2 separate regions of the Mus musculus genome follow, and region 2 is linked to region 1. The links are chromatin loops, found by intact Hi-C in ENCODE. Cell type or tissue: heart. All regions are shown on one strand.

Region 1 (8,000 bases):
AACTCAGGTCAATAGGCATGTAGAGCAAGCATCTTTACCAGCTGAGCCATCTTGCTGGTCCAGTACCAATGCTTTGCACTTGATCATTACATATGACACATGAGAAACAACTCAGGTAGACAGTATGCTGCTGGGAACAAGTATGTTTGTCTTTCTTTGTTGTGATGCTGAAGATGAATCCCAGTCGTCACATCCTCTTAGCCCAGTGCTAACATATTAATAAATATTACTTATAAAGTTCACTTATAAAATTCCTTAATATTCATAATATACAGAAATTAATTTCAAATGTCATTTACCAAATGACTTTAATTTAGAGGTCAACATTGTTCCATAGCCAAAATTCAAAATAATGTTTATCATGATACATAAATATTGATATAGATTGAAATATAAAGTCAAAGTTTGTCTGGACGTCATGCTTTCTAAAAGGCAAAAGTGCTGTGTTATCTTCACTTAATAATCAATTCATCTGTTTTATATTTTGCACATGCTGGTTTAAAAGTAAAATTCTGAAGTGATTATTATTATTTTTTTGTGGAGAAGCAGGTTGTTCCTATTAACTGCTAAACAAAATATATAATGTATTGAATCCATGTAGCCTTTGAGAGCAGTTTCCAAATTCCTAGCAATAAGCAGTTATAAGGCATTGATTAATCATATGCAATTTGAGTTGGTGAAATGGCTCAGCAGTTTAGAGCCCCTGCTGCTCTTGCGGAGGACTTGTGGAGTAGTTTAGTTACCTGCACTTGTGTTGGGTGGCTCCCAACCTCATGTAAATTCAGCTCTTAGGGATCCAACACCTTCTGGTCTCTTCAAGCATGCCTACACACATGGCATGCTCTCACACAGACACACACAGATATATACATAAAAATTTTAAAAATCTTTAGGAAAAGCAAAGACAACATTTAGGGAACAGAATCTAACTTAATTCCAAGAGAAGTTTTTTTTTTTTTTTTTTTAAATGGGACATTTTATTTATTTACATTTCAACATTTCAAATGTTATCCCCTTTTCCTGTTTCCTCTCCACAAATCCCCTATCCTATCCTCCTCCCCCTGCCCCCACCCACTCACCCACTCCCACCTCACCACCCTGGCATTCCCCTACACTGGGGCACTGAGCCTTCACAGGACCAAGGGCCTCCAAGAGAAGTTTTTAAAGTTACATTTTATTTGTGTATTTGGTGGCTGGGGATGGGGAAGCACACACATGCCACAGCAAGTGTGGAGGACTGTTTGTGGGAGCTGGTTCTGTTCTTCATCTATGATGTGGGTTCCTAGGGTCAAGCTCAAGTCCTGGGATTGGCAGGAAACACCCTTAGCCATTGAGCCATGTTGCTGGCCCCGGAGGGAAATTTTAATATTTGTTCTTTTTGTAGTAATGACAATTTCTCCATCTACCTAGATATCTAGAAATGTGAAGAAATAAATATTATGCCTGATTCTGAAACTCTTCAGTAGTTAAAAACCCCCGAAAGTCCCAGCCCTGACTTGTAAGGACCCCTTACCTGGGCTCTAGCTAGTGAGCACTCCAGAGTGCTCAGAATGTTTGATTGTGAAGAATTAAGTCTTTACACTATAACGTAGTAGTGGACAGTAAGTGACACGCTCTGAGACCTGAGCTTAGAGTTTGGATTCAAATTTCAGTTTGTGGCTGAGCTTGGCACTGTAGTAACTTGTTAATGTTTCTGGCCTCCAGTTTCTTGTCTTTAAAGTGAGGATAATTATAAGTGATATAAGAATAGAAAGGATTAGTAGACATAAAAATCTGTATGATAGTTCTTGGCACACGACAAGCATTCATTAGCTTCTTTGGCTGTTGCCGTTTGCGGTGGTGGTTATCATTCAACAACAGCCAACACGGGACCTAGAATAAGTAGGCTGTCCATAATGGTGAATGTGATTAACCCATTGCTCTGGCTCCAGACCCCAGGGCCAGCACCAACTCTTCTAAAGTGATAGGAATTTTACTGTGGGCGAGGGAAAAGAGAAGAGGGTCAATGGTTACTCCTCCAACGTTCTTTGTGCCTCTGACGTGGGGAAGACAGAAGGTGCGGTGATGTGTGACCTGACTCCTTGACTGACCTGAAAGGACCTGGTTCTCCTGTCTCTGTGGCCTTAAACCATTTCAGCACCATGTCCTGTTCAAAGAACACAGAGGGGTTTGCATAGTGCAACCAGGAAGTTTAGAAGAGGCATGCTAAGTTTTCTCAGTCGCCTTTAAGATAAAACCATCACAGGTGTCAGATCAAAATCAAGGCTGGCGATGGGGGTGCTGCTCGGGGATGGAATGCTCCCCTATTCTGCAAAAGACCCAAGGTTCAGTCCCTAGCACCTCACAAAACTGGGCATGGTTCACATGTCTCTTATTTCATCTCTTATTCAGAAGATGGAGGCAGAAGGATCAGAAATTAAAAAAAAAACAACAAAATTTAGCTGCACAATGAGTTCAAGGATAAACTAAGCTTGAGTATGTGTAGGGGGAAATAAGAGAGAGGAGGAAGAGGTCTTCAGAGGGAACAAGAAGCAAAAAGAGAGGGGAAGGAAATTTGTGTGACATGAAAGCTGAAGCAGTTTATTTGAGGAGATGACAGGGGCCACAAAGAGGAGGATAAGGCAGGACAGTAAGGGGGTGGGGATGACTTAGAACAAAGAGTAATGACACATAGCATGAAAATGCTGTCATGAAACCCATTGTTTTGCATGCCAACCTAAAAATATTCATTAAAATCATGTGTGACAGAGAAGAAACGGGGCACTCTGGGAACTCCTCTGTTGCCCTGGTAATGCCTCAAGCTTTTGTGCATGTTACTATGAGAACAAATTCTAACTGAAGTGTCTTAGATCACTGTTTAGAAGGGAACCCTGTTGGATGATCTTAAATTGTATGCAGTTAAAGACCGGTCTTTTTATGTAAGTCTGTGATCATGTGACTATGTTCTGGTGAATCAAGCTTAATAAATGGGAGTTGAGTGCAACAGATCAGTTAAGACTCGTACACATAACTATGTGCAGTCATAGTTCTTCATTCAATAAAGACATGACTTGGGAATCAAACAATAATAAGCCTTATTTTTGTCCATATTAAATGTAACTTTTTCCACATCTGACTGATTTTATTTTCATCAGCGTCAAAGCACTGTGTAGTACATACTCAGTCTACATAGTTTGACAATGCTCAGGTACCAGACCTTTGAATGGGTTTCTAGGTCTTTGGTGGCATTCAGAGGCTATTGGCTTTCCTTGTCACTCATCGAAACACTGGAGCTCTTCACAGTGCTATGGTCCGGCTCTGTCTCAGTACTAGTTTTCATCTCTTCCATCAGGAGGTGGTAGTGACCGAATAGTACTTTTCCCTTGGCTTTTAAAGTCTTTTTTGTAGGTGGTGTAGTCTTCTCAGAAGTCTTTCTCTTTGGGATCCATGGCAGGGTTTTCTTGTCTTTATTGGCAGTCTTTTGCACCTTCCCACTACTTTTGGAACTGAACTGACGACTCTTCTTGCCAGCAGTTCTGGTTTGGGGTAGATGGAGAGTCTTAGCTTTCTTGGACTTGGCACTTGAAGGTTGATGACTCAACATCTGTTGTAGGATCCGGTGATTTCCTGGTTGCTTTCACCATACTGAAGTCTGGAGTGGTCTACAAATGTAATTTTTAACAGAAGAAATTCAGTGAATATATAAAAAGGTTTACCTGGAGATACAATGCTGCAAATAAATGCAAATGGTGGGGTTGTGTGACATAGGCTTTTCCTAGAATGCATTTTAGAAGTTAATGATTGACGCAATGGCTGCTTCATGTTTTTCATCTCACATATGTTTTGTTTTGCTTTTAATGTAGACACACAAGCACAGGAATCCACGGTGGGAGGAGGCGTAAACAGGCATTGCTTCTATGGACTTCAGCCTGATTCAGAGTATAAAATCAGTGTTTACACAAAGCTCCAGGAGCTAGAGGGACCCAGTGTGAGCATCATGCAGAAAACACGTAAGTCAAATGCCTTCTTGTGATCCCCCTCAAAATAAGCAAATCGCATATCTATATGGATCTACAGCTTCACCCTGTTTAGAAAAATAATAGTTCTTGCTGCCTGGGAATATGAGCCTTGTACAATTTCCCCCCTTTATCCACCCCGAAATTCTTCACAATGCCCCGCTACTGCCGTTAGAGTATTTTCTTTTCCATTCCCCATATGTTGCCCCAGGGCCATCTGATGGCAAAAGGCTTGAAACAATGATTTACATTATGATCCAAACTCAGAGAAGCATTCATGGTATGTGGTGTGTGAAGCTGAGCTTGAGGACAATGCCATCTTATCACAGCAGTGAGGGTGGGCTCAGAGCCAACGGTGTGTTCCAACTGACTGACCCTGGAGTTATTGCCTCCTTAAGAGGTCCTTGTGTTGTTTTTCAAGCTGGCCCCAGATCTGATGCACGGAATGGAAAGGCCAAGTATAAAATTAAAACAAGACACTTTTTACATGTTCCAAGGAGATGAGGGTGCCAGCTTCTTAGAGTATCTTTTTTCCGCATTAATTAACACCCCAATTGCAGCCGCCCCTCTCCTCCCAGTCTCCTCCTTACATGGCCCCTGTCCCCTATCCCTCCCTTTCACCTATGAAAAGGGGGAGGTCCCCTCTGGGTACCAATCTACCCTGGTCCCTCAAGTCACTGCAGCACTAGGCACACCGTCTTTCACTGACGTCAGAGAAAGCAGTCCAGTTAGGGGAACAGGATTCATAGGCAGGCAACAGTCAGGGTAAGCATCCACCCCAGTTGTTGGGAGACCTGCTTGAAGACAAAGCTGCACACCTGCTACATATGTGTGTGTGTTGGGGCTAGGTCTAGTTTTCGTATAGTCTTTGGTTGGTGACGTTTCTGGGAAACCCAAAGAGTACAGGTTAGTTGACTCTGCTGGTCTTCTTGTGGAGCCCCTATCCCCTCTAGGACTTACAGTAGCTCTTAATAAAAAGTTCCTGACCTGGAGGCCTCAGCCATTGAAATGGCTAAAATAGATTTAACAGTAGTGAACTGAGGGTGGTTCTATTTGTATGCCTAACTCAGGATCTCTAATTTGTATTCAGATTTTAGAATATGAACAGGTGATGGGATTTCCTTCAGTTTTTGCATGGCATGTAGAAAGAACCACCACCTTGTATAGATATAGTAGCCTCTAGGACCATGGAGAAAGAAATCACAATCAGCTTACTCCCTTAAAAAACACTGGATGAGCTCATGTGTTATATAACTCATCCTTGATGGTAACACTCAAGGGGCAGAGGCAATGGGATCTGTTTGACTTCCAGTCTGGCCACTGCTACATAGTGAGGGGCTTCCCTAATAATTGATTAAAATATAACATGTTGAATCAACTAAAATTTTAAATAGAGAAACTTTATTTCACAATAAATATATCTAACGTTTTAAACATGTGTTCTTGACATATAATTTATATCATTAAATCTAAGAGCCATTTTTAGTGGGCAACTCAGTTATTTTGAGTACACTGGAGGAGTCATAGGAACACCACTATCATACCATCTTAAAGCATCCCCATCATCCCAAAGAAATTTTATCCTTATGTTATCACCTTTCCATTCTTATGTAACCTCAGGTAATGCTCTTTATTTTGTAAAATCCTTTCCTAGACCTTTTATATGGATAAAATATATATAGCAGACCACCCTCTGTATCTACCATGTTTTAATGAGTATGTCATTGACATTTACCAAAGCCATGAAATGTATCAGGTGCTCCTTTCCTTTCTGGTTGACTGGAGTTATGTCTTATGGGTACTCATCATGTAATGTTTGAAGGTAACAGGTCTTTGGTGGTATCCAAGTCTTGGACTCAAGCATGTTTTATTGGATCTCTGTGAGGCCACTTTCAGCCATCATAGTCTTGAGAAGTTCAACACCTCCGAGATTCTTTTTGCTCATCCATAAAATTAACTGTCTATTTTCTAACTGCCAATGGTGGCAGTGAATTTTCAACACCTTTGAGCATCTGTGGAGTGCTTCCTCTTGTGTTTTATCGAATACCTACTTTTTTGTCTTCTCCATTGCCTTCTTGGGAGTCACAACTATTTGCCTCAGACCTACAGCTCACTATCATGCATTTTTCTCTGGACCTTTACTTAAAAAAATTTTTTTATAAAGTACATTTTAAAATCTTGGACGCCTTTCAAAGACAGCCTATGTGCCCTCCTGATGCCAATCTGCCAGAAGCTTTTAATTTCTGGGTTCTCAGGTTTATAGGCTAAGTTCCCTGTTCATGCTCAGTGCTTGTCTGACTGTCAGAAACAACTAACTTTGTGACCCTGGTTTACTTTAGTCCTCTAACCTTAATCTTACCCTTGTTAGGTACCAACTCAGGGTTAATCCCAATTGGATCTCTTAGTTTGATGTAAATATTTCCCTGATACGGAAGATATCTGTCTTCTAATAGCTTCTTCCATCCACTGGCTCAAGTTCAACTTTCTGAAGCAGCACAGATCAGGCCTGTTTATCTGTTATGCGACAGCTTGTCATATGGTTGATGATAAGGACCATCTGTGTGCCAAGTAAGGAGTATAAGCATGTGGCACCACAGTGTGTGCTCCTCATACCCAAGAGATTCTTTGGCCGGATGCTTTGTTCAAACAAACCTCCCCTTGATTTGATTCTGAGTTTATTGATGAAACTGAGGATATGTCTGCATCTTATATATTAAAAAAAAATGCTTAATAACAAAGATGACCCAAGTCACTTAAAGTGCGTAAGCCAGGCTTTGGAAGCAGTTTGTAGTGATCTAAAGAAAGTTTTGCAGTCACAGTTTTAGTATTAGAAACTGTCTTTTTATAAGCAGACCTGGGAGGGTAGCTCTCTCCTTAGTTTCAGTGGGCAGAGTATTCTCTGCAGGCAAGCTCTCTTCTTGCAGGGAAAAAAACAAAAACAACAACAACAACAAAAAAAGAAACTGTCTTTTTGTCTTCTCTCTCTCCCTTTTAATTTTAGAATTCTCAAAACAACAACAACATTTAAGAACAATAGGCATTCATATATCCATAACTGAACGGGAGCGTCACATAAAGTGTGTTTTCCCTCCTTCTTTTTTCTAGGAAGACATATTTCTATCACTGTGGTTTCTTCCAAAAACGCCTTTTACTTTACCCACAAGTGGGATTTTGCCATGGTGTCCTGTGTCTTGCTTTGTGTCACACAGTAATTAGTTCATGGACATTTTTCCTTTATCAGTAATATACAGTTACCTCATTCTTTCATGCTGACTCACTCATGTCATGGAGCTAATTTAATTTTATTGTGTCCCAGATTGGAAAAGAATACAAAATTCATCTCTTCTTATGAAAGAATTCCCTTTAAACATCTGTCAGAGCTTGAACTTACCCATCTGTCCGTTACTTGAAGTTGGACTTCCCCTTTGTGAATGGGCGTTTCCCAAATATTAAACGGGGATGATGAGAATTTTCTGTTTCTTTTTTTTTTCTAAATCTTCAGTGTTGGGTATCAATAAAAATGAAAAATAAAATACTATTTTATCTTTACCTACAACTGTAGGTAGCAATGGTGCTACAACTCCTTGGTGCTTTGCTGTGAGTTGGCACAAGAATCAGTTTTCTCTCTTACTGTTCCCAGGTCATCTGCATGCTGAAAAGATCTGACCACACTCCAGTCCCTAAGTATTTATTCTTGGTCCCCAGAAGCGAGAGGCTTTTTTCAAGTTTCACACTGAGCAGAATAGAGAGTGAATCATATTTCATTTGTAAGTGGCATCTTTGGAGACACAGGCTGGAAAGGATTAGAAGTGTCAGGGACAAAGACTGATGGTCAGTACTTAGGCAGAATGGAAATGAGGTTCACTGTCTATGTGAAAGCAGCCAGAACCTACATCTCACCAGAGGACCAGGATTTCTGCCTTAAATCAACATCAGAACCACTTTGTAGTTGGCAGTTTGATTACACCGACTCCTGCTGGGCAGCCTGAATGGGGGCAGGATACA
Region 2 (8,000 bases), 130 kb before region 1:
TGGTCGGCGTGTATGCAACTCCCGCTCTCCATTTGAGCCGATGACAACTTCTGGTGTGACACTGGACGCCTGGGCATTTGCTAACCTGACACAAAATGGGAAGATGACCTTTTAAAAAGCGCCCAGAGGACAAGAACTCAGATCCAGTCCCCAGCCACCAAGAGCTCTGAGCATCTCTAGCCATTCCAGAACAGGACTTCTCAAAGGGCGTGGCCCGCACAGACCAGAGTCCCCAGAGTTTTATAGACGATGGGTCCTTCGGATTCGCTCAAACCTACTGACTGTAATCTCTGAGCATGGGGAAAGGAGATCTGCTGGTCCAACAGCATAAAACTGTCCATATTTTGTTTCTACGACCAAGAAAACCCTCCAATTTAGCATTCTTCCAGTCGATTCCCGTTGAATAAATGTCTACCCTTGGCGACTGTGCTGGTCCCTAGGACTTGAAGAGCAAGGGAGAGGGGACCCACTGTGGGAAGGCAAAACTCATCTTTGGGGATGGAGCCTGGACGAGTGCTGGAGATTTCCCAGTGACTCGGGGGTTCTGATGGGGGGGGGGGGAGCACAGGGCACTGCTTTAGTTGTGGGGGTGGGGAGGACCCAGGGGCTCCTCAATTGCGTTCTATACCCGGCTGCCACGCGCACCTGGGTCGGCTGCCAGTCCTTGGGCTGAACTTGGGAGGAGTGGGGCGGGCTCCTCTGCAACTCGAGCGGGGCGGGGATGCTAGAGAGGAGGAGGGAAAGTGGGGGTCTGTCTCCCCACTTCCCGCCCCCCGCCACCACCTTTGGCTTTATAATTGGCTCGCGCAGCGGTTTCTTTCCTCTTATCTGATCCTGGGTGAGAGGCGAGGGGAAGGAAGCTCTGTAGGGCAGGAGGCGACGGGAGAGGGACAAGGAGAGGACAGAGTGAACGACAGGAAAGAGAAGTTAATTGAGAAAGGGTACTCTGAGGGAAGGCGAGCCAGGGCAGTGGTTCGCTAAGAACCAGTCGGCGGCTAATCTTCCCTAGGCGCCAAGAGGTCCCCAACCTGGGCTGGAACGTTGCCCTGCACAGGTCAGTTCGTCTTTCCCTACTGTTTTCCCGCTCGGCTTTGCATAATTCATAGGTGAAGAAAGAGCCCCAGTGAGAGCCACCTGCAGACGGATGCGATTGCCAGGACCAACCACTGCAAGTGTGCCCGCGGGGTGGCCGGAGACCTTAGGGGTGAGCTAGGAGACCGTGCACCCAGATAGATGCTTGTCTGGGGACCACAGGGCAGAGAGATTGCAACGCGCCTAGTGACCGACGGGTGTGTGGACAGCAAAGGAGCCCTCCGTTTCTCTCTGAGGATCCCTCCCTCCCATGGTGTCTGTGTGCGGTGGGCGCCGGGCTGGAATTGGCTGCATTTGGCAGCTCTGTAGTGGTGGCTCCAGCAAGTTCAATTGGTAAAGGCTTAGGGAGTCTTTTGGAAGCACCGTGTACGCACAGAGCACAACGCTGTTTAGATTCTATTTGGCAGTGGATCGGGAGACCAGTCCTTGGAGAACACGCATCCAAGCATTCACTGGACTGTTGCTGCACGTCGGGGCAGCTGTGGACCAGGCTCTGCACGGAAAGGGGGGTAGCCAGTGAGAGTTCATAGACAGTAGAATGATACCAAGCTCCCAGTGTTGCTGCTTTGAGGGGAACCACCAAGCTAAGCTGCTGCAGGAACCTTCTTCACTTTTTTTTCCTTTTATTTTTGCGAACTCCTCTTGCGTTCCGCTTGTGGGCATCCGGAGCATCTGCAGAAGTTGGGCTTTAGCATGCAGTATGCACAGTCTGGAGCAGGGCTAGGTTAGGTTAGGTTAGAGGAGCCCCGTGATTCTTTCGAGTAAGTAACCTTAGTTACCCGCCACGGTTTGGAGTCATTATGCAAACTTGGTGCTGAGTTCTTGGGTGCTCAGTGGGTAGCTAGTCTTGTGCTCAGGGTTGCTTAGGCAAGGTCTAGGAGAGCTGTTAACTTGCCCTGAAGAGCACCTCTGAAGATGCTCACGTGCAGTTCTCAGAGTGGTATGAATCCCTCTCCCACTTCCCTCCCCCGCTTCCAACTCCCCAACCCCGCCAACTGCTGGAACATGACTTCTAGATCTGACTGGAGTTCCAAGAAAGAAAGATCTATTTATTTAGGCAGGGTGGTATGTAGCTCAGGCTGGTCTAAAAGTTTTCTTCAGAACAGAGGGAGGAGACCTTGGGCTCACATTCCTCCCGTCTCCACCTCCCAAGTGCAGGATTGCAGGTGTGTGCGCGCGCCACTGCCTGGCTTTGACTCTGCTGGAAGCCTTGCAGAGTTGTTTGCTGGTAGCAAGTGTTAAAGTGGAGCACTAGCAGTAGGAAGAGAAATAGGAGGAAGACCTCTGTGACACCACGGTTAGGAGAAAATGAGATTTCTCAATCTTCAGTTACTGGAGGTCCTGGCCTCAGCTTCTACCAAAGGACCAAAGGCACTTCTTTATAGGATGGAGTAGCAAGCAGGCTCAGGGTGGCTGCACTAAAGAGATTGGGTGTTCTGTTGCTGAAGAGGGACTCCACCTCTATAGGTAGCCTCACTATTACATTAGAAATGGGTGGGTGGGTGAATGGAGGGTCGGACAGATGGAATTTAGATCTGATGTTAAGAGAATAACACGGAGGGGGTTTTGTTGCACCTGGACCCAATGCCAGATTTTCTAATACAGTTCTTTGATGGTTTGATTTGGTTGGTTTGTTTGTTTTGTTATTTATTTTGTTGTGACAGGTTGTGCCATGACTGGCCTGGAACTCATCAGGTAGCCCCCGCTGGCTAGGAACTCTAGGACCCTCTTGCCTTCGTTCCCTCAGTGCTGGCATTACAGGCATAGGCCACCATGCCTGGTTCCTTGTTTGTGTTGTAAACAGTCTACTTGATAATCATTTCACACAGGACACAATTCACACATTTAAAGTGCATAACTCAAGAGCTTTTAGTATATTTAAAATGTGCAGTACACATCCCAAATTAAGAATTATTTTAGGTTTCTGGAGATGGCTTAGTGGTTAAGAACACCTACCGCTCTTCTAGAGAGGGTTAGGGTTAGGTTAGTTTGGCTCCAAGCAAGGATATTTGGCAGCTCATAAACACCTGTAATTCCAGCTCCAGGGAATTGGACAGCCTCTTCTTGTCTCCATGGACATCCACGCCAAATACACATGCTTTTTGTTTTTTTGGTTTTGTTTTTTTTTTTTTTTCGAGGCAGTGTTTCTCTGTGTAGCCCTGGCTGTCCTGGAACTCACTCTGTAGACCAGGCTGGCCTTGAACTCAGAAATCCACCTGCCTCTGCCTCCCAAGTGCTGGGATTAAAGGTGTGTGCCACCACCGCCAGGCCACATGTTTTTTGTTTTTGTTTTTTAAATTTCTAAAAAGATATAGAACATTTTTAGTATTTCCAACAGAAAACCTACAGCTCTGGATAGTAATTTCCCAACTTGTCATCCGGTCTTGGTGGATTTCATATACATGGAATTATACTGTATAAGCCCTTTGTGATTAATTTTATTCATCTACTAGGATACCCTTAGGCTTTACCCATTTTACATAGGGCATCTTTTTAGTCTTTTAATAAATACTGGGTATCCTCTCCTTCTGCTTCAGGGTCCCTGAACCAGGATGATCCTGAACCTCCACGATAGCCCTGACCTCCAACAGGTCCATTGGAAGGGACAGGAGCCACCCTAGTGAGGCCTCTTAATTATTAATTCTCTGGGCAGGATTCCTTGGAACCTGTCAGTGTTCCTGGAGTCGTTTTGGATGGCTCCCAGGGTTCAGGATGGATGGGAGGAGCTTTTTGGCCCTAGTCCTGGACCTCTCAGAGTCCAGCTGAAGATTTCAGAGAAGTCTCTAGCCTTCTATGCTTTTCAGAACCATCCAGGGCTGACCTCCAGGATAGACTGAGCAAAGGAGAGAGACTGAAGAGTGAGTCTAGGGAGCCCCTCACCTACTAGGAAGAGCCCACAGGGCACATTCCCGTTAGATCTCACTCCTCACGGTCACCAACGAGAACACAAGGATCTTTCCCCTGTTTTTTTTTTTTTTTTTTCTTTTGGCCTGGTTGTTGCCAACATCCTCCGTAGAGATGTGACTTCAGCTTTGCAGTCAACCTTCATCCAATTCAGCCAAGTGACTGCTGTTTTCTTGGCCCCCAAAGTATAATTGACAATCTCGCTAAGTCTTTTTGAATCCCTGCATGTGGAGGCTGTGCTGTGGGAGCAGCACTGAGCTAACACTTTATCTGGGATTATGGCACTGGTGCAGGAGACCCTAGGTGATTGCTGGGAGGGACTGGCCATGGGGAGGATGGGAAGCAAGTTTAAAGGGAAGCAACCAACAGTGACTTTTGTCTCAGAAATATGTCCCTGAGTGTGATGGATGTCAAGATGTCAAGGAAGTAATCAATTCTTGCTTACTCCTTGTAAAAAAATAAAGAGGGGCAAAGGTCCAGTGACTCCTCTAGACATTAAGCCTTGAGTGTAGACTGCTTCCTGTTCTCATGGGGATAATGACCCCCCCCCTCTGTGTGTGTGTGTGTGTGTGTGTGTGCATGTGTTAGAAGATGTATTACTCAGCTTTCTGTCACTAAAACAAAATACTTGAAATAATTAGAATGAGAGAGGATGTGCTTGGCTCGCAGTTGAGGAGGTCTTGTTCAGAATGATGAGTTTGGCTCTGAGGCTCTGGGCCTGTGGCAGGGCAGTACATCATCAACTGGATGCCTGTAGTGGAGCAAAATCATTTACATTGTGTACAAGGGAGAGAAATGAGAAGAAGGGAAAAGGGGGTCCCTGGGAAAGCCTTTCTGTAGACCCCCCCCCCTTAGATTTTCTACCATGTCCCAGAGGGACAGGCATTTAAATATACTGGTCCTTTAGGTGACATTTATAACCCAAACTGTAGCAGAAGTATTGGCACATTCTGAGTATTTACTCCTTTCTCTCTAAAACAAAACAAAACAAAAACAAAAACCAACACCCCCCCCCATCTCCCCATTACTTTGGGACATAAATACAATTTCCCTTCTAAGTATAAAATCACTGAACTCCAGAGAAACAGAATACCTCCCCTGGGGTTACAAGTGAGGTCTAGCAAGTGACAGAGAGACTCTTAGGAAAAGGCCAGTGGGTCTCAACCCATATCCTTTTGGACACTTTATCCACCAGTTTCTCTGCTGGGGTGGGGCGGCAGGGTATGTGTGCACAACTGGAGGGGATGGTGCGAGCTGAGGCCAGGTGCTCTGTTAGCTGAAGCAGAGACAGAGGCAGGGGGATCTAGGGACTTCTGAGGACCAAGCTGACTTCAGAATCTGGTCGAAAAAAAGTGGTCTCTCTCTTTTTTTTCTCTCCTGCTTCTTTCTCTTCTTCTTTGTTTTCCTCCTAAAAACTTCTATAGTCTTTTTTCCTTTTTCTTTTTCCTTTTCCTTTTGGCTCTATCATTGTGACTAGAGAGGAACATCTGTGGGGCGTCATGAGAGCCAAGAGTGCAGTTGAAATGCAGAGCTTAGAGACCCAAATTCCCCCAAGGTTGAACAACTTAAATCTGTAGTATCCCTCCTATCTTTCCTGTATGTGTTGTGTGTGCATGAGTGTGTGGGTGGACATATGCCATGTACCCACGTGGAGGTCAGAGGTCAAGTTTTTGGAGTTAGTTCTCTCCTTTCACTGTGGGTTTAAGCTCAGGTCATCACGCTTGCACAACACACACTTTTACCCATTGCACAGTCTTGCATCCCTCTCCTGCTTCCTTTTAAGCCAGGACCTCACTGCATAACTAGCTACTGCTGCCTATGTTGCTATTTCTAGTCTTGAACTCACAGCCACCCTTATGTCTCGGGCTCCCGTGTGCTGGGATTACAGACATGAGCCTCCATGCCTGGTTCTAAATCAATTGTCATGTTTCATTTTTCTGTTAGTGGCTGCTGAAACTACCCTGGCAGATGTCCCTACAGGGAGTGGTACCAGACTCTTCCTTTCTAGAATTTACTTGAGCTGCTTGTGAACATTGTGGTAGAGGGAGGCGAGCCTTTGCCACAGGCCTGTGTGGGCCGTCAGGAGCCCTTTATTAAAAATGCTCTCCTGGATGTCCTTTTGTCTTGGCTTCTGTGGAGAAGGGCACAAACTGAATTGAGAATTTAAAACAATGAATTTGATTGTCTTCCTCTCCAGCCCAGCATCTTGCCATGTACTGTCTGTCACTATGCTAAATACTCAAAATACAGTATTGCACTTCTGAAAGTAGAAATGCAACTGATAACTACAGTTGGATGATAAACCCATAGAGTGGGAAATAAAGGTTAGCATCTTAGGCACCAGGGGAAGGCCATCTGCCTCTCACTGGGAGGACCAGAGAAGCCTTTCTGAATGGAGATGCCTAAGGTGAGAAGGGACATTAGCCCTCTACTGAGGACAGACACTTGATTAAGATAAGCTCTTATTTCCCTGGTGGAGGAGTTCTGTCAGTCCTTAGAAGCAGGAGCAGAGGTGAGACGAAAGCCAAATGATGGAACATTCTTGTGTCAAGTAGCTGTCACTACTTTGCTGTGCTTCTGGGATGGCTCTGGCTTCTATCTCAAAACTTACATATCTAGTTTAAGAGTGTTGAAGCAGCTGTGTGTGTGTGTGTGTGTGTGTGTACATTTGTTAAATGAGTATATGCTCAGAAGTGACTAACCATGGAGACCAGAGGTCACCCTTGGGTATCCCTCCCCAGGAGCCATTTACTTCTACTTTTGTTTGAGATAAGGTCTCTGACTGGCTTGGAGCTCACCCATTACACTAGTTTGGCTGGCCTGTGGGCTCCAGGAATCCTCCAGTCTGTGCCTATCCAGCATGGAGAATAAAAACGCATGCTACCACGTGTGGCTTATGTGGGTTCTAGGGGCTGCTGCACAGAGAATCTTACGTTTGTGTGGCAAGCACTTAACCTGCTTAGCTATTTCCTCAACTCATTCCATAGCTGCATGTCTGGGGCCAGTTTCTAGTAGCTCTTGTATAAAGGAATAGCTCTCACAGGGCCATTGCTAACTTCCTAGGAAGAACTAGTGAAGAGTGGCACCTCTGGAGAGCCCCATGCTATTGGAAGAAAGGAGTGTACTCTCCTTAGGACCATCCACCCCCAAGGCTCACATCTGACCGGTGACTGCTGATTTCAAGTGCCGTCTACCTGAAGCCAATTGGAAGTCATCCAACACAACCAATTTGAACTGGACACTGATCACTTATTGAAAATTAATCAGTATTTATTGCTGAGTATACCTATGAATTTGTTAAGTTATGAGCTAAAATGCCATCTGAGGTCTTCCAGTATCACCATCTAGAAAGGTAAAAGAATTTCTAAGGCCACCAAGCTAGCTGGGCGTTGCTACTCCTTGGGAGGCTGGATGCCGGTGCCACCCATAAAGGCGTTTTTAGACCCAGATGAGATCTGTTGCTCTTGGTAAAGCCTCCCTCATGAAGGAGGAAGGGCAGTGCTTTGGCATTCTGTGATCAGCATTGCGATGGTTAGCTTTAGCTGGCAACTCAGCCTAGACTCAGAGGGATTTACTGAGGGATTCCTAGACCAGATAGGCCTGTGGGAGTGTGAGGACTTGTCTTTTCTTATGTGTATGTGTGTATAACATGTCTGCTCATGTGTGTGTCCATGCTTGTATGCGTGTGTGCATGCATGTGCGTATATGTGTGTGCAAGTACATGTATGTATGTGTATGTATGTGTGTGTGCGTGTGTAGGTCTAAGGTTGACTTTAGACATTTTCCTTGATCCTTCTCTACCTTGCATATTGAAGTAGGGTCTCTCACTTGAACATAGATCCTGTTGCTTTGCCTGCTCAACCTACTCTGCTCACTCTGGCCATCTACTGTCCCTCCTTCTCCCCTAGACAGGATTAAAGGCCACTGTCTGACTCTCTAGGCCCTCTTGTGAATGCTGGAAGTCTGGTCCTTACCCTTGCCAAACAATTTCCCAGCAAGCCATC

The links. Hi-C counts contacts between places; a loop is a spot of excess contacts. Peaks named below come from ENCODE experiments on the same cell type or tissue, not always from the same donor. Only the 100,000 strongest peaks of a DNase experiment are listed, where the experiment ranks them.
Region 2: a loop joins it to region 1, with 2.7 times the contacts of the local background. A loop is called at or near these places in 12 of 42 quality-filtered maps.

What each region holds. Positions count from the first base shown.
Region 1 is chr15:55,433,099-55,441,098 of GRCm38, forward strand. It overlaps Col14a1 (collagen, type XIV, alpha 1), which reads left to right. Exons shown (of 48, transcript NM_181277.4): 24 at 3,843-3,989. Among named protein-coding and RNA genes, the nearest start is that of Gm52209, 29 kb to the left of the region's middle. In heart, no CTCF peak of the experiment used is centred here; no DNase peak of the experiment used is centred here.
Region 2 is chr15:55,306,931-55,314,930 of GRCm38, forward strand. Col14a1 (collagen, type XIV, alpha 1) reads left to right here and starts at 821. Exons shown (of 48, transcript NM_181277.4): 1 at 821-1,054. In heart, no CTCF peak of the experiment used is centred here; DNase peaks (open chromatin) are centred at 691, 1,111 and 3,831; H3K4me3 peaks cover 2,140 bases; H3K27ac peaks cover 504 bases; H3K27me3 peaks cover 3,324 bases.